Linked DNA regions of Homo sapiens: region 1 is linked to region 2. Evidence: chromatin loops called from intact Hi-C (ENCODE). Cell type or tissue: heart right ventricle. All regions are shown on one strand. Links, peaks and the distances in the headings refer to the core of each region. The heading gives the core; the rest is flanking DNA.

Region 1 (9,284 bases), core at 857-8,856, 160 kb before region 2:
CAACTGTAACACAATACTAAGTATTTATGTATCTAAACATAGGAAAGATACATTAAAAATACAGTATAAAAGCTTCATTATAATCTTGTGGGACCACTGTTGAATATGTGGTACATTGTTGACTGTCATGTGGCACATGACTGTATTTCTTGTAGGACAGGTTTGCTAGCAATGCATTCTCTTAGTTTTTGTCTATCTGAGATTATCTAAATTACTATTTCACTTTTGAAGGGTAGTTTTGCTAGATACAGAATTTTGGTTGACAATCTTTTTCTTTAAGGAATTGAATATGCCATTCTGGCTTCCATGGTTTCTGATGAGAAGCCAACTCTTAACTGTTAAACTGTTGATTGAAGATCCCTTCGTATGTGATAAGTTGCTTTCCTCATGCTGCTTCCAAGAATCTTTCTTGTCTTTGGCCTTAAACAATTTGATTATGATGTGTTTACGTGTGGATCTCTTTGATGTATCCTATTTGAAGTTTATTGAGTTTTTTTGCATGTGCAGATTAATATTTTTCATCAAATTTGTAAAGTTTTTGGTCATTATTTTTTCAAATATTATTTCTGCTTCCTCTCTCTTCTCTTTCTTGGATTCTCATTACACACACGTACACACACACACACACACACACACACACACACACTACATATTTTTGATGTTATCTCAAATGTCTCTGAACCTTTGTTCATTTTTCTCCATTCTTTTTTCCTTTCTATCCCTTAGACTGTATAATATCAATTTACATATCTTTAATTCACAGATTCTTTCTTCTGCCTGCTCAGATCTGCTGTTGAGCCCTTCTAGTAAATTTTTCATTTCAGCTATCATACTACTCAACTCCAGAATTTATATTTGGTTCTTGAAAAAAATATATAATTTCTATCTCCTTGTTGATATTCATTACCTGATAAGATATTATTCTCATACCTTTTTCTAGTTCTTTGGATATGGTTTTCTTTACTTCTTTGAATGTATATAGAATAGCTGATTTAAAGTTTTCATCTTATAAGTTCAATATATGGGCTTCAGGGACAGTTTTTATCAATTATTTTTTCCCCCGGTGTATGTGCCTTACTTTCTTGTTTCTTTGTGTGCCTCATAATTTCTTATTGAAAACTGCATTTTAAATAACATAATATAATACAGCAACTTTGGAAATAACCTTCTCTCCCTTCCTCAGGGTTTGTTGTTGTTGATGTTGCTTCTTTGTGTGTTTAGTGACTTTTCTGAGCTAATTCTGCAAAGTCTGTGTTTTTTGTCATGTGTGGCCACTGAAATCTCTCTCTGCTTAGTGTTCAGCTAGTAATTAGACAGAGAGTTTCTTGATGCTTGAGACCAATAAGTCACCTTGTTTTTGCAGAGTGGCTCTGTGTGTATGTTGGGACATGCCTTCAACTCTCAGACAGGACATTGACAACTCCACCTTAGCCTTCCTGCTTGTGCAGAGCCTTAAGCTTAGCCCAGGGTGAGAGCTCAGGACCTTCCTTAGTTTTTCCTGCACATGTGCACAGCCCTGGGCATGTGCACCCTCCTGTGCGTACATATGGCTTTCTATATTCCTTGGGATATTTCAGAGCCTTTCAAGGCCCTTTATAGATATTTTATTCCCCCACATTTTCTTTTTAAGCTTTTTGTTTAGCCCTTTTTTTTTTTTTGCCTCAACTGTTATCCATTGTTTTAGGCAGCCACAAAGTCCAACAATTGTCTCTAGTTGTTTTCAACAAATACCCTTAAGGAAAAAGCTGTTCACTCCAGGCAAGCTTTGAGACAGGTGAAATAAAGACAGTCTTGCAAATGGTATCTTCCAGGGAACCACTAGACAGGTCAAATAATTACAACTCTCTGGGAATGAGGCTTTGAAGGAACTCCAAGGCTGTTCTACCCCTTCTTGTAGCTGCCAGGCTGCTGGTTTCCATGATGATTGTGGTTTGTTGGTTTTCAAAGCTACTGCAGAGTTGGGGTGAGGGGGATGGAATTGGAGCAAGTTAAAATGCCACAAGGCTCACTCTTCTTTCTATAATTATGTCATTTTTTTTCTTGAACGAAGACTTCCCAGATTGCTATAAACTTTTGATTAATTTCCAGAGTTCTGAAAAAATTGATTCTCACCATTTTTTGCCATTTTTCTCATTGCTTTTAGGGGGGAGGAAATTTTCAGAGGATTTTACTCCTACCATTTTCATTGACATTACGTGCAATATATTTTAATTACCCTTCTTTGTGATTGCTTTGTCACTTCTCAAAACTCAGTTCAAATGTCTCCTCCATTGCAAAGCCCTCTTCTTTGTATCCTCAGGGCAGCTATTCCTCTATTCTCCTATACCTCTGGGTTTATGTCTTTGTTATTTCACTTTTCATAATAACAGTTACTTACATCTGTTTCTATCCCTTTTTCCAGTCTGTAAGCACCCAGTCTGTGACTTGTTCATCCTCCATGCCCAGGCTAGTTTCTGACACACGGTAGATATTCAGGTTTGTAGTCTGAAGAGTATTGTCCTAGGAGACCTCAGAGCCTAGCCAAGGGCTTCTGAGTTCCAGCCACCATTTCTCTCCTTCTTCTATAATTCACAGCTGACCTCTATCTCTTCATTGTCTTATGTGTGCTCTGGTGTGATGAGAGTAAGTTCAGAATTGACACACTGAGTGTATGATATGGTTTGGATCTGTGTCCCAACCCAAATCTCATGTCAAATTATAATCCTCAATGTTAAAAGTGGACTCTGATGGGAGGTGATTTGATCATGGGAGTGGATCCTTCATGATCAAGAAACCTTCATGATTCATCATCCACTTGGTGCTATTCTCGTGATAGAGTTCTCATGAGATCTGGTTGTTTAAAAGTGTGTGGCACCTCCCCCTTCTCTCTCTTGCTCTTGCTCCTGCCATGTTAGAGGCCTTGCTCCCCCTTTTTCTTTCACCATGATTGGAAGCTTCCTGAGGCCTCCCCAGAAGCAGAAGTCACTGTGCTTCCTGTACAGCCTGTGGAACAGTGAGAACTTCTTTTCTCTTGAAATTGTCCAGTCTTAGGTATTTATTTATAGCAGTGCAAGAATTGACTAATACAGTGTATGAGGAAAATAGGGAGCAAAAAGTTAAATCCTGTGTGGGTGACATTCAGCAACAACAACAACAACAACAACAACAATAATAATAGCAGCTACTGTTTGCTGAATACAGTCTGTGCTAGACACCAGGCTATGGGCTTTATAGGCAATATCTCAATGAATTCTGACATCAACCCTATGAGGCATGTACTATTATCCTCATTTTACAGGTGAGGCTGAGTAAGGGAAGTGGGAGAACTGAGGTTGGATGAAGGCCTGACTCTAAAGCCTATATTCTTAACTGTCCCTTCTGAGGGGTTTTTGAGCAGCCAGTTGGAGGAAAGGAAGCCCCACCTGTGTTTGCCTTCCCCAGGACCTATTCTGCCTCCTTGTCTAAAGAGATGTGCCTGCTCCCAGGTGTGTTTAGCCCCGTGTGGGCTCACTTGGGTCACCTTGTGCTTTGAAACAAGATAGCACTGAGGGCTCCTGCTGCAACTGGCTCCCAGGGCAGACAGGGGTAGAGGCCCCACTTCCCTGGCATTGGGGAGACAGATGTGGCCCTCGGGCAAGAGGTGACAAAGATCTTCCATCATCACCCCAACAATTCCAACATGGTGACAGCCCCAGACTGCTAGAAAAGCCAACCCACATGGAGGCGAGATAAAATCCAGAGGGCTCAGAAACATTTCAACAAATGCTAATATCGGTCTCTCCAATACAGCTCTGTCAGCAGGAAGGGAGAATTCTGCCAGCATGCATGCATGGGGCACACTTTTTGGCACAAGGGACCTTGTTGCTAAGCAACAGTAGTTGGCCTCCCCTCCTCCCCATAACCTTTTCCTCTGTTTCTGAGTTTCCAGTTAGCAGATGGGAGGGGCTGGGGTTGCCTAGCCCAGCCCAGCCCTTGTCCCCCTTTCCTGCAACAAGGGGCCTATTCATGGGTCCTCAGCAGAGTTCATTGTCTCTGTGGCGCGTGTCTGTGTGAGTGTTGGAGTAGGGATACAGGGAGGGGCCATGTGCGAACCAGGGAGACCTCATCTTCCAACCAAGCTTGCTGGGCTAGCTTTAATCAATGCTGGCCTGAGAACAGGAGCGGAACATTGCCTAGTAGACCCTGAGGCTTTACAACAGTGCCACTGACCCCTATGGTAAGGTTACGTCTCTGTGCCATCCCTGCTGTGGCCTCTCTCTCTTTCTTTCTCTCTCCCTCCTCTGCCCTTGGGATTCTAGGCTGGTGGAAAGAGCCTCCTGAGGCAGCTCTGGTACAGGGGCTGGATCCTAGCAGGGGCCCTGTGTGGCCAATTTCCTGTTTCCTCCCCAGGGACTGCCCTTTATTATCCTCTTTCATCCCTCTTAGATCTATCAAGTGCTTTGCACATATGTGGTGCTCAACAAATCGTTATTACGTTGAACTTCCACTCAAAAAGAGGAGCAAGGAGTCCTGTAATTTTAAAGGCCATTTTTTTTTCTAGGCTAGCACATGAGCTTGGGCAGTTGAATTTTGAGGTGGAGCAGTACATGAGGTGAGGCCAGTTTATTCAGAGGCTGGGTTTAAAGCCAAGCTTCCTTGGTACTGAGGCAGAAGAAAAGACTGGCCATGCCCTGGAATTCTCTCTAGATCAGGCCTGCCTCTCCACTCAGAGGGACATCAGCTCAAGAGCAATCACACAACCCCAGAGAAGAAATCCAAACCTCACCTTCTGTTGCTGCTTCTCTACTATCTTATGGGTGCTTGACTGGCTCTCCCAAGCCTGCTGTCCTGCAGCCTCACTGCCTGTGTCCTGTGAGTCTCATCTGTAGGCACAAGAAAGAATGTGTGTGGTTTGATACAAACCATGACCTCTGTTTCTCCTGGAAAAGCAAGGCCTGCAGCTCTTGGGAGGTCCAGTCCTATAGGTCCTGGGCTGTGGCTGGTGTAGGGAATAGGGAGGTGGGGCTGGTACCTCTTTCTATAGGCAAGATGTTGGGGCTGCTGCGCTGTCTGTGAGCTGAACTGGCATGGGTGCTCTGGGTCCAGTGGAATGATTTTCGGGGCAATTTGGAGGTGACTGACCTAGGTGAGTCTGACAAAGTCTTTCCTTCCTCCTGCTGGAGGGTTAGGAAGACAGTTCAGTGGAGTACGAAGGCATGACTGGGGAGGTTTTGGCGTGAAAAGAACATTTCATGTGACACATGAAAATCACATTTAAGCCAATACTGTCCTGGAGTCAGCATTTCAGGCTTTTATCCTCATTGGGTACAACCCTATGTGTTGACAGGGAAAGATGCAGGGGAGACAGTAGTCTGCAGGGGAAACGGGAGTTGCTTCAGTTTTGAGAGATCTTATCTACCCTACTGGATTATAAATTTTGGGGGGAAGGATCCACAGCTTAGGTGTAGTTCTTATTAATATTATTATACTTAACATTTGTATTGGGCTTTACAATTTTTAAAGTCATTTTAATTCACATTATCTTATTTGTACCTCCCCCTCTGTCTCTCCCTCCCCCCTCCCTTCTTTCCTTCCCTCCTTTAATGTACTTTAACTGAATTCCCACTTTGTGCCAGGCTCTGTGCTTAGCCCTGGGATGCAAAAACCAGTGAGAAAGGAGAGAGAAGGAAGTAAATGAGCACAATATAGGGCCCAACAGGTGCTGTATGCATAGAAGGAAGCTTCCTGGAGAAGTGATGTCTGTGCTGAGTCTCGAAGGGTCAGTTGGAGTCAGTTACATGGGAAAGGGGAGAGCAGATGCAAAGTCTCTCTGTTGTGAGAGTGCCTGAAGGCACTGAAGTATGGCACGTATGTCAGTGTGATCCCAAATTTTGCTGTGGAGGGAGCAAGTGCTGGCAGTGAGGATGGAGAGGTGAGGCCAGGCGAGATCATGGAGGACTTTGTGAGCGATGCCATGGAGCTCCTGTTTGATCCTGAAGGCCACAAAGACTCATGGGGTAGAGATGGGGCTCACATGCTCATATTTGCATTTTAGAAAGATTACTCTGACTTTATGGCATGGAGAATAACAGAGAGAGACAAGATACTCGAGGAGGGAGATTATTCCTTGGAAAGCAGGAGTTATTACTCTTATTTTACAAATGAGAAAATTGAAATTTGAAGAGATGGCCTGAGTTGTCCAAGTTCACATAGTAGGTTGCAGACTTAGCTTTGAACTGTCTGGTGTTTTTTTTAAGATCTTATTTTCATTACTCCTCTTCATGGCTCATGAGCTGCAGACACACATATGACATACTCTGCTCTATGCTTTCTTATCCCTTTGCCTTTGCTGATTCAATCCTCTTTGTCTGGACTGCCCAATGCCCATTATATCAGCTCAAACCCTCTTCATCCCTGTGGGCCTGTCTCAGAGGCTGCTTTTTCTAGGAAGCCTTCTGTGATCACCTCAATGAGAAGTAAGCCCTTATTCTTTTGAATGATGATGGTAGTGTATTAGTCTGTTCTCACACTGCTATGAAGAACTGCCTGAGACTGGGTAATTTATAAAGGAAAGAGATTTAATTGACTCATAGTTCTGCATGGCTGGGGAAGCCTCAGGAAACTTATGATCATGGTGGAAGGGGAAGCAAACACACTCTTCTTCACATGCTGGCAGGAGAAAGAAGTGCAGAGTAAAGGGGGAAATCCCCTTATAAAACCATCAGATCTTGTGAGAACTCACTCACTATCATGAGAATAGCATAGGGGAACTGCCCCCATGATCCAATCACCTACTATGAGGTCCCTCCCCCAGTGCGTGGTAATTACAATTCAAAATTACAATTCAAAATGAGATTGTGGGTGAGGGGAGAGCCAAATCATATCATTCTATCCTGGTCCCTTCCAAATCTCATGTCCTCATTTCAAAACACAATCATGCCTTTCCAACAGTCCCCCAAAGTCTTAACTCGTTCCAGCATTAACCCAAAAGTCCAAGTCCAAAGTCTCATTTGAGACAAGGCAAGTCTCTTCTGCCTATGAGCCTGTAAAATCAAAAGCAAGTTAGTTACTTCCTAGATACAATGGGATACAGGCATTGGGTAAATACACCTATTCCAAATGGGAGAAATTGGTCAAAATAAAGAGGTTACAGTCCCCATGCAAGTCTGAAATCCAATAGGGCAGTCGTTAAACCTTAAAGTTCCAAAATGATCTCCTTTGACTACATGCCTTATATCCAGGTCACGCTGATGCAAGAGGTGGGCTTCCATGGCCTTGGGCAGCTCTGCCCTTGTGGCTTTGCAGGGCACAGCCCCACTTCTGGCTGTTTTCATGGGCTGCAGCTTTTCCAGGCTCACAGTGCAAGCTGTTGGTGGATCTACCATTCTGGGGTCTGGAGGATGGTGGCCTTCTTTTCACAGCTCCACTAGGCAGTGCCCCAGTGGGAACTCTGTGTGGGGGCTCCAACCCTACATTTCCCTTCCATACTGCCCTATCAGAGGATCTCCATGAGGGCTCCATCCCTGTAGCAAACATCTGCAAGGGCATCCAGGTGTTTCCATACATCCTCTGAAATCTAGGTGGAGGTTTTCAAACCTCAGTTATTGACTTCTGTGCACCCGCAGGCTCAACACCACAAGGAGGCTGCCAAGGCTTGGGCTTGCACCCTCTGAAGCAATGATCTGAGCTGTACCTTGTCCCCTTTTAGCCATGGCTGGAGCTGATGCAGCTGGGACACACAGTACCATGTCTCAGGCTGCACAGAACAGGGGGTCCTGGCCTGGCCCACAAAACCATTTTTCTCTCCTGGGCCTCTGGTCTGGTAATGGAAGGGACTGCTCTGCGGGTCTCTGACATGCCCTGGAGATATTTTCCCCATTGTCTTGGTGATTAACATTTAGCTCTTCATTACTTATGCAAATTTCTGCAGCAGGCTGGAATTTCTCCTCAGAAAATGGGTTTTCTTTTCTATCACATCATCAGGCTACAAATTTTCCAACCTTTTATGCTCTCTTTCCTCTTGAACACTTTGCTGCTTAGAAATTTCTTCTGCCAGATACCCTAAATCATCTCTCTCAAGTCCAAAGAGCCACAGATCTCATGACAGTGTGATCTAGAACCAGAAATACCATTTGACCCAGCAATCCCATTACTGTGTATATACTGAAAGGATTATAAATCATCTTACTGTAAAGACACATGCACACATATGTTTATTGCAGCATTATTTACAATAGCAAAGACTTGGAACCAACTCAAATGCCCATCAATGATAGACTGGATAAAGAAAATGTGGCACATATACACCATGGAATACTATGCAGCCATAAAAAGAATGAGATAATGTCCTCTGCAGGGACATGGATGAAGCTGGAAGCCATTATTCTCAGCAGACTAACACAGAAACACCACATGTTCTCACTCATAATGGGAGTTGAACAGTGAGAATACATGGACATGGGGAGGGGAACAACACACCCCGGGGCCTGACTGGGGGTGGGGGACAAGGGGAGGGAGAGCATTAGGACAAATACCGAATGCATACAGGGCTTAAAACCTAGATGACGGGTTGATGGGTGCAGCAAACCACCACGGCACATGTATACCTATGTAACAAACCTGCAAGTTCTGTGCATGTATCCTGGAAGTTAAAGTAAAATAAAAAAATTAAAAAAAAAAGAAAGACTATATGTCACATGGTTTCATTTATATGAAACTATAAAAAAGGGAACTCTAATATACAGTGAGAGAAACAGATCAGTGATTTTCCAGGGCTGTGAGTTGGGGAGGAGTTAACTGCAAAAAGGCAGAAGGAAAATTTCTGGGGTGACCTTCATGTCCTATATTTTGACTGTGTTGGTCATGTGGGTGTACACATTTGTCAAAGTTTTGATCTGAGAACTTAAAATGTATGTAATATTTTGAGTGTGCATTATGCCTCAATAAAGTTGAACAAAACACCCCCCCCCGCCAAAAAAAAACCACCAAAGTTCCACAGATCTCTAGGGCAGGGGCAAAATGCTTCACTTTTTTGCTAAAGCATAGCAAGAGTCACCTTTCCTTCAGTTTCCAAGACGTTCCTCATCTCCATCTGAGACCACCTCAGCCTGGACTTCATTGTCCATATCACTATCAGTATTTTGGTCAAAACCATTTAACAAGTCTCTAGGAAGTTCTAAACTTTCCCACATCTTCCTGTCTTCTTCTGAACCCTCCAAACTATTCCAACCTCTACCTGTTACCCAATTCCAAAGTCACTTCCACATATTTAGGTATCTTTACAGCAGCACCAATTTACTGTATTAGTTTGTTCTCACACTGCTATA
Region 2 (9,284 bases), core at 776-8,775:
TTTAGCAGTCCCTCCCAATTGCTGACCAATAATCCTCCTGCCCCCTCCCCAGACCTACACCACCATTAATCTTCTTCGTATCTTTATACATTTGACTATTCTGGATATTTAATGTAGACGGAATCATATAATATGTAGTCTTTTATGACCAGCTTCTTCCACTTAACGTAATGTTTGCAAGGTACTTTCATGTCTTAACATGTATCAATACTTCATTCCTTTTTATTGCTGAGTAACATTCCATTGTATTGATATACTGCATTGACTTATGCATTCATCAGTTGTTGGATATTGATATTGTTTCTACTTTTTTTTAATTGGGAAGAATGCTGCTATATTATTCATGTGCAAGTGTTTGTATGGACATGCATGTTCATTTTTCTTGTATAGGCAGGAGTGAAATTTCTGGGTTATATGATACCTCTTTTGGACCTTCGGTCCCAAAGTGACTGAAGTGCCATTTACATTCTCACTGGCAGTGTCTCAGGCTCTCCTCACCCTCACCAACACGTGTTGTTCTCTGTTGTTTTTATTATAGCCACCCTAGTGGGTGTTAAGTGGTATCTCATTGTGGTTTTGATTTTCCTGGTGGCTAATAATTGGGGGCTATGCTTTATTCATACAGATTCCAGGCTTCCAAGATAGAAATTGTAATTTAAGGAGTATAGGATGGCACTTAGTAAGATGTATCCTTATTTTTTCCTCATTGACTAATAGTTTAAAAGCCTCTTTAAAAATAAAATTTCTTTTTGCTTTCTTCCCACAATTAATTTTGTAAGGTAATTCTAATTTACATTAGTCCCCCTTTACCCTTGGGGGTATGTACATTCTAAGACCCCCCAGTGGATGCCTGAAACTGCAGATGGTACCGAATCCTATATATACTATGTTTTTTCTTATAAGTTCATAGGTACCTATGATAAAGTTTAAGCACTTATTATGCACAAACTTTTGCAGTTTGAGGTACGACAGCAAAACTAGCATGTCTGAGCACTTGGCACACTAGCTGGGGCAAACTTCATGCCTAACACATGACAGTTGAATTCTAAGTACTAGAATGAATCACATCAAGTTCCCATTGCTAGAGAAAGCCTGTGTGTACCGTCAGAGCTGAGGGTCTTCATTGGGGTTAAGAAAGCATCTGCTGGGTAGCTGGGTGCTGTGGTTCACGCCTGTAATCCCAGCACTTTGGGAGGCTGAGGCGGGTGGATCACGAGGTCAGGAGATCGAGACCATCCTGGCCAACGTGGTGAAACTCCGTCTGTATTAAAAATACAAAAATTAGCCAGGTGTGGTGGCGTGTGCCTGTAGTCCCAGCTACTCAGGAGGCGAGGCAAATCACTTGAACCTGGGAGGCAGAGGTTGCAGTGAGCCAAGATTGTGCCACTGCACTCCAGGCTGGGCGACAGAGTGAGACTCTGTCTCAGAAAAAAAAAAAAAAAAAGCATCTGCTGGGTATATACTGTGGGTCGAGACAGACATGAAGAGGCTTTCCTCACTAGTATGGGACATGCTTTTGTCATTCAAAGAGCCTGTGCTTTGATGCCAGGCACATGTGGATTCAAATCTCCCCAGTGAGGCCCAAGCCTTCACTCTAGGTGAGAAAAGTAGCAAAATAGTGAGATTTGAGGCCACAAAGACAACAAAGGGCCAGGATGTAGAGGACCGTGTATGGTATACTTAGTTTGGGTTTTTATCCCAGTGGTTTGGTCCTGTAGTCAGGACAGTGATGCCGGCAGGTTTGCATATTAGAAACAGCCTACTGGCATCAGCATGGAGAGCAGATCACACCCAGAGCCAGTAGGACAAGTGGGAAGGTGGGATTCAGCCAACAGGTGAGGGAGGCTGGGTGGAGGCAGTGGGAGAGGATAGGAGTGGTGGGGAGTTACACGCTTCCGGAAAGTGACTCTTAAAACCACTGTGGGGCAGGGGCTTCTTCGCAAGTCTGATGAAACCCAAAGACCTTTCCCCAGAAATAAAGCGTATAAAATTTAGTATACAATCGTAAGGGGTGGCATGAGCACTGCTTAGAGCCTAAGATTGCCCTTATCTCAGCTTAGCCACTGCTTTGCTGGTTTACTGCCAGCAAAGGAGGCTACACCAGATGATTCACAACTTCCTCTCCTGTCCTGAGGGTCTTTGCCTTCCAGTAGTGCTTGGGAATCTTCCCTGTGGTGGGCACGCCTGGAAGACCTAGGGAAGTGAGTCAGGATGGATTGCAAGGCTGATGATGTTGGAAACCCAATGGTAGGAACTATTTTGTTTGCCTTGTGGTTTTTACTGAATTATCTAGGAAGAAAAATGCACAAAATATATTCCCCATCTTATAAATAATGCATCTGACAGAGGTGGCCCAGAGAATTATCACCTGCTGTCTGGCTTCATGTTTGTTTATAACTTTCTCAAGAGTTTGAATTATTTCAGAACTCAAATTCAACCATTTGGCTGAAAGTTTTGGTTTGGTTTATAGTCATTGTATCCCTCCAAAAGGAATTACTCTCCACATGCTTCCTGGCTGTCCCTGTTGCTCATGGCTATGTATGCTGGGGCTGGGAAGATGAAGATTCTCCCAAGATCTTGGGTCATTAATTCCTGCCAAGGGTGGTGAAGTTCCTGGGAGGACCGGTGGTACTGAGGAAACAGATCCTTTGGGACCCAGCTTTTGTCTGAGTAACGAGGGTGACTTCAAGTGTTTTAGGCAAAGCTTTTTGCTTTTCAGAGGTTTCACCCACTGAAAAATGTAGGGGTGGAATAGAGCTTTAGAATGCCTTTAGCGCTAGCATTTCATAATGTAAGGGGGCTTTGCTCCTAGCTTTCCTTGGTTTCTTTATGACAATGATTCTCCAAACTGATTATTAGCCCAAGCAAGGCTGGCTGGATAAGGATCATCTGGGAGGTTATCAAAAATACAGATTCCAGGCTTCCAGGATAGAAATTCTGATTTAAGGAGTATATGATGGAACCTAGTAAGATGTATTCTTATTTTTTTCTTCATTGACTAATATTTTAAAAATAAAACTTCTTTTTGCTTTCTTCCCCCAACTAATTTAGTAAGGTGATTCTGATGTACACTAGTTCCCTTTATCCTCGGGAGTACATATATTCTAAGACCCCAGTGGATGCCTGAAACTGCAAGTAGTATCGAACCCTATATATACTATGTTTTTTTCTTATAAGTACATAGGTACCTATGATAAAGTTTAACTAACCACTTATTATGCACAAACTTTTGCAGTTTGAGGTGCGACAGCAAAACTAGCATGGATTTCTTTTTCCTTTTTCACATTTTCAAAGATAGACTTATTCTTACTATAGATCTTTGCAACCTCAGCCTACGATTTTTTTCTTTCCTTATTCAGTTGAGAACTTCCACCTTTTCACTTAAAGGAAGCATTTTACAGCTTTTCTTTGGCATATCTGAATTGACAGCATCATTACTCTTGCACTTTGGGCCATAGAGTAAAATAAGGATGACTTGGACACAAGCACTGTGATACTGTGATGGTCAAACCTGGGAACCATGGGGTGGGCTGCGGGGGTTAATGTAGTCCTGAGTGGGACAGAAAGGGACAGCATGAGTTTTCATCATGCTTCTCAGAATGACGCATGATTTAAAACTTAGGAATAACATTTCTGGAATTTTCCATTTAATATTTTCAGACCTCGGTTGACTGCAAGTCACTGAAACCTTGCCTAGCGAAACCATGGATAAAGGGGGACTGCTGTATATGCAGGTTTGGGAGATATGTTTTTAGGTAAACATTACTATAGTTGCATTCAATTTAATAAACATTTATGAAGTACCTAGAATATGCAAGATGTTTTGCCCAATCAGATGAAAAAGGTACCATTTCTGCTTTAGTTCGTAGTCTGGTGATGAAGGAACACAGGTAAAAACTAGTTATACCTGTGAGCAGTGCCTTAATAAATATATATACCAAACACAGAGGGGTGAATGATTAAAACAGGCTGGAAATGACAAGACAGGTGACCAGGCAAGTAAGTAAATGAATCCAGGGTTAGAAGGAGTGATGCTGTCTGGTCACATAACTTGCTCTCTGTGTTCCAAGACCTCATTCTGGATAATGGCTTGTTTTTCATTAAAACTACACCAACAGTTTAACAGGCACCCAAACACTGAAATCATTCTAATTAAATCAAGGAGGACACAAAAATCACTGTGGTGATTTAGCATTATTCTGGAAATTCTTGCTGATCCACTGTGCACGAACTAGAATTAGATCATATAATTTTGAAAGGAGGAGATGAAATTGTTATTATATATTGATGATCTGTTTGCATAGTAGAAAACTCATGAATAAATTGAAAAATGATGAAAAATAACGTCACAATTTAGTAGCTGAAAATCTGAAACAGTATGAAAATCTGTAGTGACAGAAATCAGATCAGTTGTTGCCTGAGAATATGTGGGAGGGTTGGGAGGGAAAGATTACTATAGGGCAGGAGGAAGGTTTGGGGGTAATAGATTTGGTCACTGTCCTCATGTGGGGATAGTTTTATAGGTGTAGACATATGTCAAGCTTATCAAATTCATGCTTTAAATATGTACTTTGATCACACACAAATAATTGCAGCAAATAAAATAAGGTGGTAGGGACAGATAAACAATCTCACATTGTTTATTGTAGCTCAATTATATACCATAAAGCTGTAAAAAATTATTATAGTTCCAATATATCAGCAATTACTAATAATTAGAAAACAGAGTAAAAGTACAGAAAATGTAGTAAAGTGTAAAAAATATAGTAGAATATACTAGAAAATATAGGAGAAAATTCCATTCATAATAGCAGTAAAACCCATAAAATACCTGGGATAACCATAAAAAGAAGTGAGAATTTATTTAGAGAAAAATACAAAACTTTACTGAGAGTCATAAAAGATTTGAATAAATGGAGAGGTATACTATGTTCCTGGAAGGAAAGACTGTCATAAAGGTGTCAGTTCTTCCTAAGTTGCTTTGTACTTTTAAAACAATGTGAACCAAAGGGACAAAGAGTTGTTTTCTCCTTTGGGGATGGGAGATGGGAGAAAGGGATGGATCAACCTGACCAAATGAGGCAGCTGTGTGTGTTAACCGTGCCGTTCATTTCCGGTATTCTTTGACCTCTGAAGCCTTGCTGACCCTGGAGGGATTCCTCCTCCCAAGGTTAGCCAATTCCTCAAGATAATAAACAACATGGTTGAGAGGGTGCTTTTAAGTGTAAACCAACTTGATCCAGAGTCTTCACACCAAATGACCTTCTTTATTGGACTCTCACACTCTGGGTCATTAACCACCCACCCTCATCACCCCAGGGCCAGGTACTGGACAACTCAGGACAGTTCTTATGCTCCCAGAACCTGTGAAATTATTCAAAATAGCCAATCCTAACCCTGCTTACCCTGCCCCACCCATTCCTTTCCACAGGAATCACGGTCAAGGCTCTTGCTCTTAGGCCCAGCTCTCCCTCTGCCTCCTGACCAACCCTGGTACTTCCCATGTGGCATCTCTGAGTATAATCAACTATTTTCAGTGGTGGTTGTTTCCTCATCTGTTGGCCTTGCCATACCTAAATAATAATAACACCCCCACGAAAAGATGGTAGTAGGCAGAATTCTAAAAATGGCACCTGGTTATTCAATCAGTTGAATCCAGACACTGCTGTGAAGGTGCTTAGCAGATGCAAACGAAGTCCCAAGTCAGCTGAACTTCCAACACAGAGATTATTTGAGTGAGCATGTTGCAATCAGGTGAGCCCTTTAAAAGAAGAGTGTTTTCTCTGGCCAGTGGCAGGAGAGAAAGTCTGAGAGAGTTACGCTCCTATTGGTTTCTAGGAAGCAGCCAGTAGCTATGCTATTGAGGGGCATGTGTCCAGGAACTGGTGAGCTTGGAAGAAGAGTCCAGCCTCAGAGGAGAATTGTAGCCCAACTGACACCTTGATTTCAGCTTGTGAGGCCTGAGCCGATCCACCTAACCTGGAGCCCAGATTCCTGATTAGTGGAACTGTGAGATAACAAACATGTATTATTTTACAGCTGCTAAGTTTGTGGTAATTTGTTACGGCAGCAAAATAAAATGAATAAGAAGGCAGCAAGAAGGGTGCTTCACAGGATGGCCTCTAAAGCCAGACGGGGTTAGATATTCGCCTTGCCACTTACCAGCTGTGTGACCTCACAGAAGTTATTTACATCTCAGTTTCCTCATCTGGAAAGTGCAGTAAGTATAGCACCTCCCTTACAGGTTTGCTGTGAGGATTACATGGTTAATGCATAGAAAGTGCTTAGAGCAGGCCTGGTGCATAGTGCAGGCTATATTTGCTAAGTGGCAAATTATCATATCTATAATTGTTTGCCATTTTTATGACTCTAAATTTAGGTGGGAGAATAATCACTCAAAAATCACCAAGGAGAAAAAGTATAAAAGATTACTGAGAGAAGTGGTTCTATCAGATATTAAAAAGTGCTCATGCAGCCACAATAATTAAATCAGTATGGTTCAGGAATAGACTGATGATTCAATCGGATAGAATCAATAACCAGAGACATGCATGCACACTCACGTGTCCATTCATTTAACAAGTATTCCTAGCGCACCTACGATGTGCCGGGTGCTGTTCTACACACTGGGGATATGGTGGTAAAACAAAAGAAAAATGAAATTCAAACAGATAAAGTCCTTGTTCTCAGGGATCTTTACCCTAAGAGGTAGAGCCAGACAGTAGGGAATTAAATATAGCATGTTACATGCAGGAACAAATGCTGTGAACAAAGCATTTATTCTGGTTAGACAGGATATGAGGGATGGAGAGAGATGGAGAATGTTATTTTCAGTAGAGTGGCCAGAGGACACCTGTTGATAAGTTGACATTTGAACAGAGCTCTGAGGGAAGTGAATAAGGGAGTTAGATATCAAGGGGATGGGCATCCAAGCAGAAGGGGAGCAAGTGTCAAGGCCCTGTGGCAGGTGCAGCGCGACCTGTTCAAGGTCTGTGTGTTTGAACAGAATGAGAGAAGGAGTCAGGTGGCAAAGATGAGGCTAGAGATGAAGCCTCCTGTGAATATTTAACCAAAGGTTGCCAGATACAACCCAGGACACCAGTTAAATTTGAAATTCAGTAGAAACAAGAAATAATTTTTTGGTGTCTATTCCATGTAATATTTGGGATATACTTATACTAAAATTTATTTGTCATTTCTATGAAATTCCATTTTAACTGGATATCTTGAAATTCTATGTGTTAATGCCAGAAATCCTAGCTGGAAAAAATGATTATGATGTAGTGTTAAATTTAAAAGTCATGATACAAAATTAGGTTGACAGTATGATCTCAATCATATTAAAATGTATAGATAAATGTCTGGAAAGGAATGTACTAAATCAAATGTTAACTCTGCTGCTTCTTAGGTGATAGGCAAATGGGTAACATTTTAACTGTTTTCCTTCTTTGTAGGTTTCTTTAATTTCCACATGCTCTACAGTATGTTCGAATCAGTATGCAAAGTGCCTAGAAAAGTGCCCTTGGTAGCCATAGAATGAATACTTGTTGATTGTTTAATTATTAAATTCATTGTACATGTATTACTTTCAAATCAGGAAATCTTCAGTTTAACTGTGGGGAGCAGAGCCATAGTAAGTTCACTCTATATGGCCTCCAGAAAGGGGAAGGAGGAGTTTCATGGCTAGGAACCTTGGGTACCAACTACTGAGTGGATCCCAGAAGAAAGATGCTGGGTGCCTCCATCTGAATCCTGCATCTTGATGCTGTAAGGGCCTCTACAACCGGGTAGGTCCCCTTGAGTTTGCATGAGTCTGCTTGAGGCTGCAGGAGTCCTGCATGGGGCTGTCCAATACTTTGAAAAGAGTCTGAGCCAAGCACTCTTCTTCCTTTGTTCCTGGTTAAATATCTGGCACAGAACGAGGGCATTTCTATTCTCCCAAAAGCATTATAATGCATTCCAGGCCAGTCCCTAAAAAGTATTTGGCTTGAATGGACAAACCCCCTGGTGGCCTGTAGCCTTGTCAACACCAGAGATTGGAGTGTGCTATTAACAAGCATAGAACCTCAATAATTCATCCTCCTGTTGGCTACTGCAAGCTTAGAGAAATACCAACTTCACTCTCCATGTGTTCTGGCCCAGGTAAAGAAAAACCAACAAAAGAGCAAGAAGCCAGGATAGGGGCTCTGCAGTGAAATGCTCTTTGATGTCTGGCTCTGAGGTTCTGAGGGAGAAAAGCCCCGGACACGTATCAATCAGTCTGACAATGTTGACAGGGCTTTGGGTTCTGTGTGTGTGGCTGTCTTCCCCACTGGGCTGTTCATTCAAGCCCCAAGCCAGTCCAGTGCCTGGCCCCTATCTGGCTGTACCCACATGTGTTTGTCAATCTCAGCTGAACTCTCCAGTTCAGTTCAGCTAGGCACTGAGGGTGCAGCCAGCAGATGTTTCTCTCGGGATCTCACTGTGCTCATGGAGCCTACCTGCCTCTTTACCCTCTTATTATATCTTGCTCCCATCCCCCATATGCCCCAGGTGCTGGCAAAGCCCACCTTCTGACAGTTCCTCCAGCACGCCCAGCTCAGTCCTGTCTCAGGGCCGTTGTGTCTGCTGTTCCCTCTGCCTGGAGTTCTCTTCCTTAGAGCTCTCCTAGAGTGGCACCTTCTCCTTGTGCAGCCCAAAGGTTCCCTCCCTACCACCTTAGAGAGGCCACTACGGCCACCCTAGGATGCAATTCTTCCTTTGAATTCACTCTATAGTCTTTGTTTAGTCCTGTGTCATTTGTGTCCCTTCCTCTGGAAGGTCAGCTCCATGACATCAGAGGCCTTTTCTATCTTGCTAATAGCTACTCCCCGGCACCTGGAGTGAGGCTTGATGCACCACAGGTGCTCAGGGTGTGTGGGCTGAACCTTCCCTAGCTGGGCTTTTCCCAGCCTCTAGGGGAGCTCTGATCTCTCTAGCTCTGCTCTCTCAGAGGGACAAATGTTTTCATATTAGCTTAGCCCATACGGGTTGACATGTTTGGAGAGAAAAATTAAGAGGCAAAGAAGGAAAACTCCACAGATTTCAAAAGCTGACTAGCTGATCTCATTTGTATCCTAAGATGACTTAAAGCCTCATGGGCATCTTGGCTGACACTGGTCTTGGTTGGCCCTGCTTGGGTGGGATGTGAGAACAGCTGCCCCTCCTCATCACCAGGTTCAGAGGGATATTCAGGCCCTGTCAGGCCCTGCTTCTCTGCTTCTCCTCTGGGTGAAGACCCAAGATGTGCATTCTGGCCTCATGGT

What was found. Peaks named below come from ENCODE experiments on the same cell type or tissue, not always from the same donor. Only the 100,000 strongest peaks of a DNase experiment are listed, where the experiment ranks them.
Region 1: a loop joins it to region 2, with 2.0 times the contacts of the local background. A loop is called at or near these places in 3 of 110 quality-filtered maps.

What each region holds. Positions count from the first base shown.
Region 1 is chr11:113,701,133-113,710,416 of GRCh38, reverse strand. It overlaps TMPRSS5 (transmembrane serine protease 5), which reads left to right and starts at 4,109. Exons shown (of 13, transcript NM_030770.4): 1 at 4,109-4,195. The coding sequence starts at 4,193. In heart right ventricle, for the core only: no CTCF peak of the experiment used is centred there; no DNase peak of the experiment used is centred there.
Region 2 is chr11:113,540,198-113,549,481 of GRCh38, reverse strand. No RefSeq gene overlaps it. Among named protein-coding and RNA genes, the nearest start is that of DRD2, 69 kb to the right of the region's middle. RefSeq lists an enhancer at 8,605-9,116. In heart right ventricle, for the core only: no CTCF peak of the experiment used is centred there; no DNase peak of the experiment used is centred there; H3K27me3 peaks cover 1,566 bases.